Regions from separate parts of the Homo sapiens genome. Here region 1 is linked to region 2. A link is a contact called in ENCODE Hi-C data. All regions are on one chromosome and are shown on one strand. Each heading gives the region's core, a stretch centred on a gene start or an enhancer-like site at or near the end of the contact. The rest is flanking DNA. Distances are from core to core; before and after follow the strand shown. Region 1 holds the start of CLEC3B (C-type lectin domain family 3 member B). Region 2 holds the start of TMEM42 (transmembrane protein 42).

Evidence for each region. A loop is a pair of places that touch in the nucleus more often than their neighbours do. Pooled maps may share reads with other maps.
Region 1: a loop to region 2 is called in a pooled map, with 2.4 times the contacts of the local background. The contact joins the promoter of CLEC3B here to the promoter of TMEM42 in region 2. A Hi-C loop is called at or near these places in 1 of 168 maps with a recorded cell type or tissue (Right ventricle myocardium inferior) and 5 of 50 pooled maps.

What each region holds. Positions count from the first base shown.
Region 1 is chr3:45,024,836-45,027,555 of GRCh38, forward strand. CLEC3B (C-type lectin domain family 3 member B) reads left to right here and starts at 1,468. Exons shown (of 3, transcript NM_003278.3): 1 at 1,468-1,636. The coding sequence starts at 1,528. RefSeq lists enhancers at 1,848-2,349, 2,350-2,720.
Region 2 is chr3:44,860,584-44,863,283 of GRCh38, forward strand. TMEM42 (transmembrane protein 42) reads left to right here and starts at 1,329. Exons shown (of 3, transcript NM_144638.3): 1 at 1,329-1,533. The coding sequence starts at 1,342. MIR564 (microRNA 564) reads left to right here and starts at 1,305; the gene lies at 1,305-1,398. It also overlaps a transcript of KIF15 not described here. RefSeq lists an enhancer at 789-1,378 and silencers at 1,409-1,458, 1,789-1,838.

The sequences.
Region 1 (2,720 bases), core at 218-2,717, 160 kb after region 2:
AGTGTTTTGTGGGCAGATACTTTGAGGCTATGTAAACATCCCATTGAAGAACATCAGACTTTCAATGCGTTCCCTTACTTACTTATATCTGTGTGCACTGGTGGTTTCCCATCTGTTACTGTCACTATGTTGGTGCTCAAATTGTCCCTGATTCTGACCACTGAAGGCTCCTTCAAGCTGGCTCTGTGTCCTACTGACGTGTTCCCATTATTCATTAAGCACTTCCTTGTTTTCTGGCAAAACAACAAGTTCCGGGCTCATTTTCTGCACCCCACTCCTACTTCCCAGTGCTAGAATCAGCCGTTTCTGCAAGGTGCTCTGGTTCCTTTAGTGGAAAGTCATATTCAGAAGCCAGTATTCAGGTGCTAGGAGTGCTCCAGGCTATGCGGGGCTGGCTGCTCCAGGCCCCCCAGTGACTGTGGGGACTAGACACACACACATTTCCATCTATATATATGGACTTATCTTTATGTATTCAAGGCCACAAGGGTACACTGATCATTCCGATTTTAATCCCACACAACAGGATTCATTCCAGTTTTCTCTCCATATACATAACTTCCTTCTCTGACAATAGGAAACCTAACTCCCACTGTCTTCAGTAGATTTATTTGATCAGTATCCCTGTGTGTAACCAATCTCCCGTCTCTGCCACCAGCCTCTCTCCCACATGGATCCCCTCCTTGCCTCACTTGGACTCCAGCACTCCAGGCAGGGCCTTTGCTTTCCCCAGGATGCTCCCTCCACCCTGCTGGGCTCCCACACCCCACACCAGTCCACCCCTTGAGGGCACATTCTCCCCACATCCTCTCTGGTACCTCTGGGGCACGATGGCTTCTCCCTCCGCCACCTTTGCTATGCCCCACTTTGTGGCTTTAGGACAGGACTCAGGAGAAAGGGAAGACAAGAAGGGAAGGAATCCCTTGGATTTTTTAACCAAAAAATGCATCAAGTACATGGAGACAGAGCCACAAAATAATCATAACAAATATTCTAAACCAATCAGACAGCCAGCCCCAGATCACCCTATAAGGGGGCATTGCTACCCCGTGACAGCTGGGTAGCCTGGGCAAATTCCCTAACCTCACCGAGCCTCAATTTCCTCAATGGTAAAATGGGGAAAGGACAGTGCTTCCCTCGTGGTTTGGGTGTGAAGCTTCTGTGAGTTAATGTTAGTGAACAGCCAGCCTCAGCCCCTACCCAAGGTAGCTGCTCCGCAGATGTGATGACAACCACCGTGTGTTTCTCAGAATCCTAGGAAATAAGGGCTTCTTTCTAGAAGGCAGGGCCAGGATGCTGCGTGGGTGTTCCCTGGCAGAGAGGCTCTGTGGCCCTCAGGACTTCATCCTTCTGCAGGCTTGTGTGTTTGTTTTATTTTTTTGGCACGCCTGCAGCCAAGTTGGGGAGGGTTTCCTGGACAGAGGTCCTTTGGCTGCTGCCTTAAGACGTGCAGCCTGGGCCGTGGCTGTCACTGCGTTCGGACCCAGACCCGCTGCAGGCAGCAGCAGCCCCCGCCCGCGCAGCAGCATGGAGCTCTGGGGGGCCTACCTCCTCCTCTGCCTCTTCTCCCTCCTGACCCAGGTCACCACCGAGCCACCAACCCAGAAGCCCAAGAAGATTGTAAATGCCAAGAAAGGTAAGGAGGGGGACAGAGCCCTGTGCCATCTTCCAGGGAGCAGGTCCCCCTCTCCTTAGTGTGTCCTCATGCTCCTTTCCTTCATTTTCCTCCTTTTGAGTCATCTAGGGAACTTGAGTAAAGTGGGCTTTGGGGCTTGGGGGAGTTCTCTCATAGCAGAGTTGGTTGTCAGAATCATAAGAATCCCTGACCCTTAGAGTTGGGAAGAACCTTCCAGATCATCCAAACTGATCTTTGCTCTTCTCTCCTCCCCTCATCCCCAATATTTTAAAGAAACCAAACCTTTGGCCTGGGAGTCTGGCAGCGCTCAGCCCTTACCAGGGAGAGCTGCACAGGCTGGGCTTTGGAGTCTTCCAACCTGTTTTCTCAACTGTAAAATGGGGACAGTGGTATTTGTTCAAAGACTTCTCATGAAGATTTTATGATACAAAATATATAAAGGCACCTCACTTGTTGCTTGATGCACAGGGAAAAGAAAAAGAAGAAGAAATGAATTCTCATTTCTGTAGCATATCACAGCCTTCAGGAAATAAATGTAACTCAGACTAGTCCACCAGAAGCAGCTTTGCTCTGCTTTGTAGCCTCTGGGGATTGGGGTGTCCCTCGGTTGCTTTGGCTACAGCAAGACTTGCCCTTGCAGCCCCGCCTGCAGTGAGGTCACCCCAGGCTGTGTTGAGACAACATCAGTGGAATGTCATGGCAATGGACGGGGCTGTCACCCCCCCAGGGAGCAGAGGCTAGAAGAGAGTCCAAGGGGATGAGGGTGGGGACTGAGGCAGAGAAACAAGCAGCTAGGACCAAGGGCACAGAAAAGGAAAGAAGGGGCTGTGGGGGCCTCCCTTAGGCCCTCCCGGGGCTCTTCATAAATGGACAGTTGCCCACTGGCCAGGAACTAGTGCAGTGCATAAAGGGACATCGGGGCCATGGGGCCTCACAACACTGTGACAAAGAATGGGGCAAATCTGGCTGCTGATAAAAAAATCATCTTCAAGATTCAGTTTACAAAGTGAAAAAAGAAACATTCAAAAGAGAATGAGTATGATGCTGACATTTGCTTTGAAAAAGGGATTTATATAATAATACA
Region 2 (2,700 bases), core at 79-2,578:
TCTGGTCTTGAACTCCTGACCTCGTAATCCACCCACCTTTGGCCTCCCAAAGTGCTGGGATTACAGGCGTGAGCCACCGTGCCTGGCCTTATCCGTGCTTTTATTTGAGCCACAAAACCACCCTGTGAGAGAAGCAGCATGGTGTGGAAGGACTTCCATAAAAACTTGCTAAACAGAAGATACAAAAAGAATGCTGCTAAACAGTATGTTCAACTGTGAAATCATTTTTGTTTAAAAAATGCATATACATATTCTATAATTTTTTTAACATTTTAACTATATATAACTAAATAGACATATAGAAAAATGCTCTATTAACACTGATTTTCCTGGAGAGTGGAAATAGCACTTTATACATTTCAACACTTTATTTTCAAGGACGTGTACTTTTTAAATGGGAACATTTTATTTTTATTTTTATTTTTTGAGACGGAGTTCACTCTTGTTGGCCAGGCTGGAGTGCAATGGCATGATCTCAGCTCACCACAACCTTCACCTCCCAGGTTCAAGCGCTTCTCCTGCCTCGGCCTCCCGAGTAGCTGGGATTACAGGCATGCACCACCACGCCCGGCTAATTTTGTATTTTTAGTAGAGACGGGGTTTCTCTATGTTGGTCAGGCTGGTCTCGAACTCCCGACCTCAGGTGATCCACCCGCCTCGGCCTCCCAAAGTGCTGGGATTACAGGCATGAGCCACCACGCCCAGCCGGAAACATTCTAAACATACGTAAGTATAACAGGAGATTAGAAGTCATGTTGATTCTGCGTGGCTTGATTATGGATCATTGTCTTCCTCTCATCGCAGATCCTCATTTTTTCGGTTTTCTGTGATGCGCTTGTCCCCATATGGGGCTCTGGCGTCTTTCTGGGTCTGGAGGTCCCCAGCGCCCTCTGCCGAGGCATCTCTTGGTCCGGCGGTCCTCAGGCTGGAGGGTGGAGCGGAGAAGCCTGGTCGACGTGGATGGACTCGGTGGGCCGGCGCGGGGCCCGTTAGGCATCTTTAATAAGTTTCACCGGGAGCCGGGTGGCCGGGATGGAGACGGCTAAGCCGCGAGAAGTTTACCTTCTACCACAGCGTCCACAGTACCCGGCTTGGCCTCAGGCCTCGGGTCCCGACGTCCTCCCCAGAGCACAAACCTACTACAGGTTAGGCCGGAGGCCGCCACAGCCCAGGGTCTCTGCCACCTGGCCCGCCCCCTCCGAGGCGCCGGAGAGCGATTCCCAAGGGGCCTGCCGGAGCGTGGCGTCACAGGAGCGTCGCGTCACGTGAGGCTGCCATCCAATCGCGGCGCGCGCTCTGCCCTGCGGGCAGCGGGTGCCAGGCACGGTGTCAGCAGGCAACATGGCCGAGAGGCCGGGGCCTCCGGGCGGCGCCGTGTCCGCGACCGCGTACCCTGACACCCCCGCGGAATTCCCTCCGCACCTCCAGGCGGGTGCGATGCGGCGCCGCTTTTGGGGCGTATTCAACTGTCTGTGCGCCGGCGCGTTCGGGGCCCTGGCCGCCGCCTCCGCCAAGCTGGCCTTCGGCAGCGAGGTCGAGCCCGGGGCGCTGTTGGTGCTGCTGCTGCGGGCGGGCGGGCGGGGCGCCGCTGGGCGGAGGAGGGGCGCTGCGGGGCCCGCGGGGCTCTTGGGGTGGGGCGGGGGTGGGCGCAGGGCGCCGCCGCACCCTCGCCGGTCTGTCCCGCCGGGGCCCCGGGCCGCGGGCGGCGCTGCGGTCAGCTGGGGTGGCAGAGAGTGTTTCGCCTCTAATCACGCCAAACCCTCGTCCAGTGTAGGTGGTAAGAGACGTCGGGGACTGAGGCCTCTTCCCTTACCAGGGACCTAAAACCTTTTCTCCGGTTGGGCTAGTTCGCTCTCGGGGAAGAACTACACCTCCTACATCCACCCTCTACCTCTCATTTTAAGTCCCTTGTGCCTGAGCATTTCTCTCCACGTGACTCTTAAGGTGAGAAGCCTCTTGCCCATCCCTTTACTCCGTAATTAACGGGTGTTGTGACCAGATGACCAGTCTGCCCCACTACCAGGAAAATTGGGAGTTTGGGATACTGTAGGCATAAGAGGATACTGACAGAGACGTTCTGGATGTTTTCCTGACGCTGAGAACTCCTAAACTTGCATCCTGGCGTCTGCTAAGGTGTATCTCTGCCTCTCCCTCCCACGTCGTAGACCAGCCTCTGCTTGCTATAGGGGTTTCATTGCGTCTGCAGCCCAAGGTTAGCCTCTGACCTGGACAGTGGTCACTGATTATTTAGGGTTAAGCCTATTTAGGGCTAATCCAGTAGTAGCTGCCATGCTTCAGGTTAGTATCCCATTGGGTGTAGTTCATGGGGTAAGTGGTCGAAAGTAAAATGAATAACTTTGTATGGGCCGTGAAGTTTGTTGTCAGGAACTAGACCTTCATAACCCTTTAAGCAGGTTGCCACTGGCCCATATGCTGCTTTGTGTAAGACAAGGTTGTCCAACTCGCGGCCCAACGCAAATTTGCAAATTTAAAACATGAATTTTTTTGCGATTTATTATTTTTTTTTTAGCTCATCATATATCATTAGTGTTAGTGTATTATATGTGTGACCCAAGACAGTTCTTCCAGTGTGGCCCAGGGAAGCCAAAAAATTGAACACCCTGGTGTAAGTTATAAGCAAGCACCTTTTTCTCAAGACACTATGTGTTCAGCTGCTGAGAAACCATTACAAGTAATAAG